Regions from separate parts of the Homo sapiens genome. Here region 2 is linked to region 1. Evidence: chromatin loops called from intact Hi-C (ENCODE). Cell type or tissue: mammary epithelial cell. All regions are shown on one strand. Each heading gives the region's core, and the rest is flanking DNA. Links, peaks and the distances in the headings are about the cores only. Region 1 overlaps NALCN-AS1 (NALCN antisense RNA 1). Region 2 overlaps NALCN-AS1 (NALCN antisense RNA 1).

Region 1 (2,918 bases), core at 178-2,677:
GAGGGGGAGTTGCAGGGTGTCCTTGTCTCTATCTTGTTTCACTCACAGTCATGAAGTGGTCTTGTCTGTCTTGTTCCATGGTGGTGACACAGTGGCCTTGTCTAATTATTGCTTATATTCTGTGAGTGTTACTCATGTTCACTAGTACTATCTAGCCGTTAGCTGTCAGCTGCCATGGCCATTCTTCATGTTCTCATTGTTCACATGGTACCCTATCACTTACACCAGAGTTCAGCAAACTTCGTCAGTAAATGGAAGACAGAAAATATTTTAGGCTTTGTAGGCTACACACAGTCTCTGTTGCATATTCTGTGTGTGTGTGTGTGTGTGTGTGTGTGTGTGTGTGTGTGTGTGTGTGGTTCCAATCCTCTAAAAATGCAAAAGCCATTTTATACTCACAGGCCATACAAAAATAGGCGACGGACGATGGCTTGCCAGCTGCTGACCTAAGTTAATGCATTACCTTCCACCTGTGCCACATATCACTCTACCACAGGCAAGAGCCATAGTAACAGGAAGCTGTTGCATACCAAGGATTATCACCACTCCTCTTATCACCAGCAATGGGGTCCGTATTCCTCTTTGACTTTTAAGTAATCCAACTCTTCCCAGACTAATTCTCTTATCCACAGTTTCCCCCAAAGTTGAGTTGCAAGTACTTCAGTAGGGAGGGTGGTCCATGGACCAAGGGTGAGAGAAAGCAAAGCAGAGGAGGAGAGAGTCACCCTAACATTCTAATGATGTGTTCAGAAATTTGGCCATCACCACAGGCAACCAGTTGCTCAATTCTGCAGACCTTTTTCCCAGAGGAGGAAAGGAGGAAGCATTTCTCCATTAGCTTCTGACCTACTCTGGTCACAAGCTGCCCACAGGGAAATAACTCTGGTGCACTCATGAGCACTGAGCAGGTGCTAATGGCCATGCTCCATGCCATACCAATGGAGAAGACAGCAGCACAAAGCAAAGGCTATGTGTGTGAGCCTGGGGTGAGTATTGTCAGTTACACCTGCTGGAAGGTGCTGGAACGGGGGCACAACATGTAGCTCAGTAGCCAAAATGAGAGATAACACCTAGTGGATTTGAAGTGGCACTTGAAGAGGAGCTATATGCCTCCTACCTCCACCATTCCCTCTGAGCCAACTACTACACGAAAGCATCAAGGGGAACCTCGCCCGCCCCAATGGAATCCCTAGGAAATTCTTGCAAAATGAGTTCAGAGAAAATTAGATGACGCACTCCAGAAATCCTCACTTAGTCAGGAATCATATGCTTCATGTATCCACAACCCTGGCCACTGCAGACTGCTGCCCCTCCCCGATGAAACTCTTGCCCCACCCTTGATCTCCACAGCTCCTCCCATCCCGGTTTTCCTCTCACCTTCCTGGCTTCCACTTCCCTGACTTTTTCGCATCTGCAAGCATGCAGCTGAACTGGAAATGCTGATGTTTCCCAGGAATTTTTCCTAGGTTCTCTTTTTTCTCACTCTAAATGTCCTCCCAGGGAAGTCTGACAAGGCTTTAACGACAACTGTGGACAGGCTCAAAAATGCATGTCAACATTTTTCAGACCACTGGGCACCTGATCTTACCTCTATTTCCATACCAACAAGCATAATGAAGTCATAACTGTATGCATCTGCAAGAATAGGCCTGAATTAGCATGGAGGAAACCTGAACAGCCAGGAAACATTTTTCCTTAATTAGTCCAGCCCCAGAGGAAAGAGGAACAGAAGCATCCAGTATTGAATGAGTCCCTTGACTCCTTCAGCAACCTGTGACCCAGCCATCACTATCACTGATGGAGGCCAACAGCCAGCCTAACCTTGGGTCTCTTCTCTGTGAAACAACCTCAGGAAGGGAGCAACACAGGTCACTTGTGGAAGGTGTGAGATTTGGCTTTATTTGGGCATGAGCTAATAGAGCTGTGGTGGCCTCCTTTGATCACAGCACCCATTGAGGACTGGGTAAGAAGGTGCCTATGAAGGAAAAATGCATTTTTGCTTCCAATAACAAGAAAATAATTTGGAGGCAGGAAAGATAAAGTGTGTGGAGGTATGTGTGTTTGTGTGTGAGAGAGAGAGACAGTGTGTGCTCTGACAATATGAATTACTGTCTCAGCTAATACAGGAAAGGCAGGAATGGTGAAAGAGGAAAAGGGAATAAGAGGAAAGACCTCTGTAATTTTATTTTCAAAAATAAGATGCACATCTATTATGAGCTGAAATGTGTCCCCCCAAATTTATATGCAGAGCCAGTACCTCAGAATGTGACTGTGTTTGGAGATAGGGTATTTAAAATGGTAGTGAAGGTAAAATGAGGCTCTACCCTAACCCAATATGACTGATGTCCTTTTAAGCAAAGAGTAAGGCACACATACACAGGGTGAAGACCATGTGAGGACACAGGGAGATGACAGCCCCCTGCATGCCCGGGAGAGAGGACTCAGAAGACACCAACCCTGTGGATGCCTTGATGTATTCTAGAACTCCCGGCCTCCGGAACTGCAAGGAAATAAATCTCCGACGTTGAAGCCACCCAGTCTGCGGTACATTGTTAGGACAGCCTGAGCAGGCTAATACATCATCTTATCTCGGGGTTCCTCAGATTCAGAGATTACCTTATTCAAAAGGAAATGGTTTGATTTTTTTTCTACATAAAGGATTTATTTCCCTACTGAAGAGTGGGCTGAATGAAGTCTCTGGAAAATCTAATATTGAAAAATTCCAGTTAAGACTTCCCTCCCTAGTTCATCACTCCACAATTTCAGGGACAGTGTGGGGAATTCCTGTTTCCCACCCAACCCTTGGAACAAGACCCTCTCTCCCAGCAACAATGGAGCAGACAGAGAGGCTCCTGACCTGCTGCAACCTCCCTGGGTGCAGCTGAGACTCATTATGTCTCTTTATTATAAATAGCACT
Region 2 (2,918 bases), core at 197-2,696, 78 kb after region 1:
CCCTTTTCAGTGCAAAGAATGACAATAACCTGAGAGAGTTAATGCACCTTCCAAAAGATTCATTTCTCCCCTATTCACAAAGAGTCAGGCAGAAATTGATTTAGAACAATCAGGAGAAGACTCAGTAAGCTTCATCTACACAATAAAAATAATACACTTAGCATTCTCATGTGACTTCACATTTTGTAGTTATTGACAATAAACAATTAAAAATTTATCTCATAGATAACCAGATGGCTAGTATAATTATTTTACAACACAAAACACCTAGACAGGCTTCCTTTTTATTAGGTAGAGATAATTTAAAAATCAATTTAACAAAACCACTTTAAATGTACAGAGTTCCAAGCCTCATTGTGGTGGAATAAATCCTGGAAATCTGGGGCATTTAATTTACAATAAGCCTCAATAAACTGCCCTCATGAGATGGCTCTCATGACTAGAGGTCATTCATACAGGCTGAAGCTTAGTTGTAAACAGACTACACAGTGCGTTCTAGCCATTTCCAGCTTGAGACACAGGAAACTCCTCTTATCGTAATCAAATGCTGACAAGTCCCTTTGACTTAGAAAGTGACATACGGTGAAATGGACCCCAGTTTAAATTCTTCTCAAGTTTTCAGGGTGAGAAAGCAATTCCAAAGCAGCCCATTAGAGGTATTTGTCTGCATGCATAAGACATTAGGCAGCCTGACATGACCTGATGTTTGCAAAGGGAAGGATGGGTTTGAGGCAAAAGGATTTTGTACGTGCAAAGTGGTACAGGCCAAAAGAGCCACACATGTAACTTCTTTACATATAGCTTGCCAGATCTTTGCTTGCCTGCAACTAGCTGATTTTTCTATGAATGTTAAGTTCATGAGCAAATGAATAGAGGATCCAAACCTACCTTTTTAATTACAAAATGCTTTTTCCTCCCCTACAATCAGACTTCTACTCATTTCAGCACTGAAAAAAAAAATGTAATCATCATAATTCCTAGTAGCTTGCTTCTGTTTCCGCTTCAATAGATACCCTGTAGATGGGAAGTCACATAACAGCTCCACGTCCTATCAAGTTGCTTCCACCCGAAAACAGCTGCAATGCTTATCTAATTAAACCCCAGCCCCAAACTGTGAGCTTCCGCATCAATCATTAATATTGTATTATGGATCATTTTAAATTCTGACTGGGGTAGGTGGCTCCCCGCACACTGGTCTCTGAAGGAGATTTTTCAAATAATCTTTAAGCTGCATTGAAAAAATAAAACAAGCTGCCTGCTGTTCGAGGAAAGCTCTACTATCCTGCTGCACCCTGATTAGCTGTTAACACTAATTGAGAGATGAATATTGCTTATTCCAAAAATGCTAAAGATGGGTTTTTTTACATTATGAAAAGGAAAACGCAGTTCTCCTCACCTCAAAAATGTGTCTGTGGCTCTTTGTCCAAATTCTAAACAGCACCAAAAGAATGGTGGTTTCTGGGTCTCTTGTCTACAGTTTGCAGAGTGATTATCCTGAAACACTTCTTTTCTCTAGGTGGCCCTCCAGAGTTAGTGAACTGTGACCTCCACATGGGATTTGGACATGCGTGCCCTACATCTGGAATGCAGAAACACTCTTCACAGAACTCTGATAGCCCAGGAATATTTATGTAAATCTCTGTCCTGGTAAGGCACATGTTGATGTACTTGGGCTTAAGCTCATAAACCAAGAGGAACAGTTTCCTACATCCCCCTTCTAATGACTAAAGCCAACGGGCTGAGCCAAATGGGACAATTTAGACAAAGAGAGACTGGCGAAAAGCAAATGAATGTCTGCTTCCTTCTAGCATTCTAGGAAAAATACCAAGCGGCTGTGCCAATGTGCACTGCTTGCCTTTGTTAGGAGAATACACTCAAAATCAGGGGAATCAGTCAGTACCAGGTTCAGGAAAGATGTATGCAAGAGAGACTCCCTGATGAGGAAAAATCGACTACAGAAACACAGCATGCACCCAGCTCAGCACAAACACAGCTTAAAAATCCAAGGAATTAGGATGAAGTGTAGAATCCCGAGGTTCTCATTCTTGTTCCCATAAGCCAGGATTGGCTGAGCCTTAGCCAGGATACCACCTGGCATTCAGCCACATCGGCTAAAGAGATGAGGAACCTGAGAGGAAACAAATGTGAGGAAGAGGATGATTCAAGAGGACCAGAAATACAAGGAAAGGACAGAGGCCCTCGGATGGTTCACTGCAGAGAAGACAGGCTGAAAGATTTAGGAACCGGCTGAAAGCCAACATGCCAGAGCCTCCCAAAGGGTGGAATCAGAGATCTCTCCTGCTATTATTGTATCAGCAGCCTCACGTCTACCCTCGGGCCTGAATTTTGTTATAGATTTATACACATTTGATATAGAGTCCTTCCCATGCTACTTTCCTACTATCTCTGTGTTTCCTAGAACCAAGGTACACCCCTCCCCATGGCCTCTCCCACTGCCATCACATTCTAAGCATATGTCCAGCCCTAGGGAGCTATAAGACCTTGAGTGTATTGGTGAAACTCTCCAAGTCTCATTTTCCTCATCTGTAATATGAAAATAGTGGAATATATTTAGGTACAATTGACGTTTTTTAGTACTTCCTACATATCAAGTTAAATGTGGGTTTTTTGTTTGGTTTTCGGGTTTGTGTGTGTGTGTGTGTGTGTGTGTGTGTGTGTGTGTTTTGAGACAGATCTCACTCTGTCACCTAGGCTGGAGTGCAGTGGTGCGATCTCAGCTCACTTCAACCTCCACCTCCTGGGTTTAAGCAATTCTCCTGCCTTAGTCTCCCAAATAGCTGAGATTACAGTCACGCACCACCACACCCAGCTAATTTTTGTATTTTAGTAGAGACGAGGTTTCACCATGTTGGCCAGCCCGGTCTTGACCTCCTGACCTCAAGTGACCCACCCGCCTC

What was found. A loop is a pair of places that touch in the nucleus more often than their neighbours do. Peaks named below come from ENCODE experiments on the same cell type or tissue, not always from the same donor. Only the 100,000 strongest peaks of a DNase experiment are listed, where the experiment ranks them.
Region 2: a loop joins it to region 1, with 10 times the contacts of the local background. A loop is called at or near these places in 1 of 110 quality-filtered maps.

What each region holds. Positions count from the first base shown.
Region 1 is chr13:101,017,256-101,020,173 of GRCh38, reverse strand. All of the region lies in intron 3 of NALCN-AS1 (NALCN antisense RNA 1), which reads right to left. Among named protein-coding and RNA genes, the nearest start is that of LINC00411, 74 kb to the right of the region's middle. In mammary epithelial cell, for the core only: no CTCF peak of the experiment used is centred there; a DNase peak (open chromatin) is centred at 1,253.
Region 2 is chr13:100,939,731-100,942,648 of GRCh38, reverse strand. All of the region lies in intron 2 of NALCN-AS1 (NALCN antisense RNA 1), which reads right to left. It overlaps LINC00411 (long intergenic non-protein coding RNA 411), which reads left to right. Exons shown (of 3, transcript NR_047015.1): 2 at 1,517-1,647. Among named protein-coding and RNA genes, the nearest start is that of LINC00411, 3.2 kb to the left of the region's middle. In mammary epithelial cell, for the core only: no CTCF peak of the experiment used is centred there; no DNase peak of the experiment used is centred there.